Linked DNA regions of Homo sapiens: region 2 is linked to region 1. The links are chromatin loops, found by intact Hi-C in ENCODE. Cell type or tissue: GM12878. All regions are shown on one strand. Links, peaks and the distances in the headings refer to the core of each region. The heading gives the core; the rest is flanking DNA. Region 1 holds the start of MIR3660 (microRNA 3660). Region 2 overlaps LOC102724637 (a long non-coding RNA gene).

Evidence for each region. Peaks named below come from ENCODE experiments on the same cell type or tissue, not always from the same donor. Only the 100,000 strongest peaks of a DNase experiment are listed, where the experiment ranks them.
Region 2: it touches region 1 in a loop (5-fold over the local background); 4 of 110 quality-filtered maps call a loop at or near these places.

What each region holds. Positions count from the first base shown.
Region 1 is chr5:90,014,136-90,017,060 of GRCh38, reverse strand. It overlaps MIR3660 (microRNA 3660), which reads left to right and starts at 341; the gene lies at 341-440. RefSeq lists an enhancer at 2,301-2,350. In GM12878, for the core only: no CTCF peak of the experiment used is centred there; DNase peaks (open chromatin) are centred at 1,330 and 2,380; H3K27ac peaks cover 1,861 bases.
Region 2 is chr5:89,932,545-89,935,469 of GRCh38, reverse strand. All of the region lies in intron 2 of LOC102724637 (a long non-coding RNA gene), which reads right to left. Among named protein-coding and RNA genes, the nearest start is that of MIR3660, 83 kb to the left of the region's middle. In GM12878, for the core only: no CTCF peak of the experiment used is centred there; a DNase peak (open chromatin) is centred at 1,189.

The DNA of each region.
Region 1 (2,925 bases), core at 127-2,626:
GCGTGTGTGTGTGTGTGTGTGTGTGTATTTTAAGTTAGTCCTTTTGTGAGTTTTGCTGCTCGGCCTCATTCCTCCCTCCCATGGTGGAAGTAAGATTGTTAATTAATGATATTCCAGAGGCAATTTCTGGAGTGACTATTGGAAAACCCTTCTTAATTAACAAAATGATAAATTCCCCACTGCAGCAGTGCTGCAAGTGAAGTTCATCTGTGTCATTCAAAATCTATGATTTTAAAACATTCTCTGACATTTTTTTGAGGATATTGGGCATTTAAAGTCTGGATCTTTTATCAAAGTTTCCGTAGCCAGCTGGAGAAGGAGAAATGCAGAGTGAAAAGGAGAAAGAAGAACTGGACAAAATTAAAATGCTCTTCTGTCATTGTAATAGTTCATATGGGCACTGACAGGAGAGCATTTTGACTTTGTCAAGTGTGTCTGCTACTCATTTATTCCATCTCCTGCTTGTTACCGAAGTTTCAGATTAAATGTAAAGATATGAATGTATTGCCATAATAAATTTATAAGTGGATATTTAAAGAGCAAAGATTTGAATGACACAAATGAACCTCGGTATAGCAGTAAAGTGGACAGGATTTGCAGAAAGATGCCACAGAGTCAGAAATGACTGCTGGAATCGCCTTAATTAAAAAAAAAAAAAAAAAAAAAAACTAAAAAAACTTGAGCTTCATAAGCCGCCATAGAAGGTGTCTAATGTGAAATTAGGCTTACTTTACATTATTTATGCCACTTTAAAACGATGTAATAAAAGCTTTCAAAAATCTGATTAAGCTGTATTATTCAAATACAAGGCACTTACTTAAGCAATGGAAAAGCTAAGCTGTTAAATTTGGGGGCAGGGAGTAAGATTCTAGACAAAGTTAAAGCAGCATGTTTTTAAAAATGTATGGTTTCTTTTTAAGATATCTAGAAAATACAATTAACTTTTTGAAATCATATTTAGTTGAGTGAATAGTAATCCCAATGTAGTAAACTGTAGAGATAACACTTTCTAAGGATGCCTTATCTTACTTCCCACAAGAGGCTTAGGGTTCCTTTAAATGTCATGGGAAAACTGCATAACCTAAGATACTCCTGTAGGGTTTGCATAACACTGGTATGCATAATAAGAAAGAAAGCAATGTGAGGGGGCACCCAGCTTCTATGACCTGATGTGTGGTGAGGACCCAGAGCACAGGGCTGAGAAGAAGCAATGGGGAGTTAAAATGAGGACATGGGGATAAATTATTTGACATGATCCTGAGCAGACCTGACTTTTGTAATGACACTCAAACAGCAGATAACCCTGAAGGCAATCTGAAAAAGAAGAATACAGTGGTCACACTAGCAGATAGGAAAGAGATGAGTAAGCTTTTCTGAATTGTCTGAATCACTACTGAAAAGCACGTCCTTCGACTGTGAACACCACTTCTCTTTTCTTCTCATGTCTGCTGCCCTTCGGCTAATACAGTGTAAGAATTCATTTTGTTTATCTGCTCCAACACAGAATAACTCCAGTGAGGATAAAGTTATAAGGATTGTAAGGAAGAGGGAAAGAAAAATGTATACAAAAATAACCATGGAAGTTTCAGAATAATAGCATGAGAAGAAAAAATTTGTTTAGGTTGGTTTTCTGATATTATCCAAATAAATATTACTTTCAAAATCATAATATCTGCCTTGAGCTTAAATGGAGAGAAAGGAAATGGAAAAGTTCCTTACTGAATCTGAGATCTAGTGTTTTGTTTACACTTGAATATAGGTAGTAAATCTTAGGAGCAGTTCAGTTAGAATAATCATTTTAAAATTACTTATGGGACTAAAAAGCTTATGCTTTTAGCAGACCCATTCAGTAAATTGGGGTGAGAGGAGAAAATGGGGCTCTTTAGCAAATGACCAACATCTACAGATTTTGCCTAATAAGACATTTCTATGGGGCAGATGCCTTATCAAACTTTCAAACAATTAAACTTGGTTTTATTATAAAGTCAAGCTGATAGTAAATGTCTTTACTTTTTAAAGTAGATTTTATTGGTTATATAACTACTCACACAAACTGGGAAAAATCATTTTAATGTATGGCACAGATCTTAGATAAATGATATATGAGATAGAATTTCCAGATTCTAGGTATAGGGTACGGTCACAATTTATAAATTGCAAATGAAGGGTATAGTCTGTAAGTAACTAATCTAATCTTTCTCATGACCTCTATGTCACTGAATACTGTGCAGGGAGGGGTGGTGGGATGAAAACTTGACAATTAATGGTCTCCCAGTCTCTTCATATTTTAGACAATTTCTCTTGAAAAAAGAAGAGATTCTTTGGGTTTCCTTTCACCTCCAGATAGCATCTGGGTAGATTGGTGGCAATGAGGATAGTGCTGCTAGTCCCAGCTGGCCTCCTTGGTTGTCATGAAGGCAACCACTACTGAGATTCATGGTCCCAGTTATTTGCATGCAAGTACACTAAAAACTCACCACAATTTCTTAGTCCTGACCCCAGGCCTCTGCTATTTCACCAGTCTTCTCAGTACCTTGAACCCTTACTGAGGCATGCAAAAACTTCTAAGCCCCTCCACATAGGCCTTGGGGACTGGGATCACAGCCTCTGGCTCCTGTCTCTAGCCACCTCCCTGTAACAGCACTGAGCTACCCACCTCCTTCCCTTCCTTCCTCTCCTGCAAGACTATTCCTAGATGTTTGCAATGACTCTCAGGCTTTGGAGAAAGAAGACCTTTGCTATTATGTTCCCAAATTTCCTCATAGATATTTAGAGTTTCTGTAGGCCCCTGCCTCAAGTTTGGCCCCTTTTGCTGCACCTCTGACTCTCGTCTTGATCCTTATTCCATTAGGGCCAAGAGGGGGAGGGCTGTCTACTTTCTCTTTCTATATGGAAGCACTTAACCTAAGCTATGCACTCCTTTTC
Region 2 (2,925 bases), core at 193-2,692, 82 kb after region 1:
TGAGATTGAATATGGATGTCTGGAGTTCTTGAGAACAAATCTTATCTGGCTTCCATACTTTAGGGAAATAAAAAGCAAAGCGATATTTATATTTTTCAATTTGCAAAGAACTAAGGTTATCATATTAATAATCATGAAGGGAAGAGTAATAAATTAGTACCAGTTTGGAGGGATTTTCCTGGTTGAGTGCTGAAAATCCCATGTCCCGGAAACCTCCTCAGTCTAGAGCAAACCAGAACAGTTGGTCACCCAAGAAAGGGATATGAGAATGCTGGAGCCACTTTCCATTTTCTTTATTTCATTTGGCTTCTCTTGAATTAAATGTTTGGATTTGTGCATTCAGCATCTTATTATTGTATGTTTATAAGTACATACATGTATTTCATATTTCCCTTTTATTAAATTGATTTTTATAAGGATGTGGTAGACATATTACAGAAGAGGAGAAGAGGTATTGAATATTTAAAACTGTGGACTCCAACAACCACTTTCATGGAGAAAATGAAGCAGTTCACGTTTATAGGAGATTTTTGGAACGTAGGTCAAGGTGTATTTAAACAAAGAGTCACTGATATTTCCACACTCATGTTTAGACACATATTTATTTTCTTAAAATTAATGTTCCATAATGTGACCTGATATTGCGCAAAGGGAGGTGTTAATTTGTCTTGAGAAATCCATCGAGTGAAGGATCTACCTTGAGATTTGATTTTGTATCTCTATCAACACAGATGATATGTGACTATGTTTACAAAAGTTGGCGTATATGCAGAAACCAAGATGGGAATTTGAGTCTCTTTGAAATTTTCTTAGATCAATTTAATAAAATATGCATGAAGATATATTTTCTTGGAGCTCCTGATTGGGCTGGTCTGAGTTGATGCAGTGTGCTGTTATAATGGCAGAGGAACTGAGCAATGAATAGTGGGGACGTATGGGAGCGCTGATATTCAAGGGCCCAAATAGCCAGGACTCAGAAGCAAAACTTGCTTAAGATTGTGTCTTATGTGATGCTGTCAGCATAAGAATAGTAAGGGTGGTTGGCTTTCAAATTCACAGTGTTCCTAAAAGGAGGAGAATTTTCAAATACCTATGGTAGAGGTCGAGAAGAGAAAAATGGAGAGAGTTGAAGCAAAAAGATCCTTTAGTAAAGTAATCCCTCTCCCTTATGCAAGGTTTCACTTTCATGGTTTTAGTACCCGTAGTCAACCGTGGTCAGCTGTGGTCTGAAAATAGATGAGTACGCTAAGATATTTTGAGAGAAAGACCACATTCACAAAACTTTCATTACAGTATACAGTTATAATTGTTTTATTTATTATTATTCTTTATTGTTAATCTTTAATGTGCCTAATTTATAAGTTAAACTTCATCATAGGTATGTATGTAGGGGAAAATCAGTATATATAGGGTTTGGTACTATGTGCTGGTTGGGGAGATGAAGTTCTTCCTTTGCTGCAGAAAATATGACAGCATGGTCGGATATGGGAGATGCTTATGGTTTGAAAATCCTATGTAAATAACTGAATGATCTTTCCAGCTGCTAATGAATATAATGTCAAGAGGCAACATTTTTGCTATATCCCTTTTCTGAGAGGAGAACAAGTGTGGTGGTCTATTGAAATCTTTCTTACACGGTCATTTTTTTTCAAGTCTTTGCAACATACACTCTAATAATTTCTATATGAAACCTTAAATTCATCCTTACCAGTAGACAGCTCTGTTTGTAGTTAATCCCTATAGCAGTGGCATATTTCCTGGCTCCATCAGTGGTTGTGATGACTTAGAACTCTTGGTTAGAGAACTGTATCAGAAAGAATAGACTAGTCCATACTGCAGTGGCTTAAAACAGCAAAGCCTGGTTAAGGGCAGCAGGGATTTTTTTCTAAGCAGTGACTCTGAGATCATGATTCACTCTATTTTTTTGCCTCCACCATCTCATGCATAGGTTCCAAGGGGGTCATGAAAGAGAAAAAGAGAATTTTAGAGGAATCACTGTACTCTAAACTGCCTCAACCTGGAAATGATTTATGTCATTTTTTCTTATAGCTGTTAGAGGCCAGGACTCATCACGTAGTTCTAACCTAACTGTAAAGAAGGCTGGGAAATGTAGAAGATCATGCAGATATTTGACAATTAAATGTTTCTGCCGTAGTCCAACCTCCCAGTCACAAAATATTCGCTTATTTCCTTATCCTTCTCAGAGAACAAACTCAACCCCTCCAAAGAAAGATAACCTAAAATTTATTCAGTCACTGAGTCCAACTTAAAGTCCAGGAACTCTGGACTCATGAGAGCCTCTGAATTAGGTCCAACTATGTCTTCATTTTTTCCAGCATCCTATGAACTTGAAAGACAAATTGTATCTGCCCTCCACCCTAAACACAACAATGGAATACTCTAATTAGGAAAAGGAAAGAATTGGAAACAGTCCATAGTCCTTGGTTCATAGCACATCTGAAATCCCATTGCATAGATAAGGTGATGGCCCCCTATCTTGAGGGAGTGAGAGGGTGGGCAGGGAATGGGTGGGAATTTCCTTAATTAGGTAATGATTCTGCTCTATTTCTCTGTGCATTGTTCTCAGTAGTCCCATGCGAAGTGAATGTCTAGGAATGTGCCCTTTTTAACTATAGCACCTTCGTTTTCAGCTCACTTCCTGCTCTTGAAAGGCTGGGGGCCAAAGAGTTGTTTTAAGTCTTGAGCAGACAGATGATTTTTCAACCAGTCATGTGGTTTCTTTGGCAATGCATTTGACATACAAACTTAATAAGTTTCAAATCTATATGCTTCCAGTAAGTTTCATATTCCAGAAGTCCACCCCAGATTTCTTTTTAGACATTGTCCTTTAATTTGCTAAATGTCTTTGCTCCTAATACCTTCTTCTCTCTCAATTTTATGGTGGCTATCTTAAGGCTATTAGGC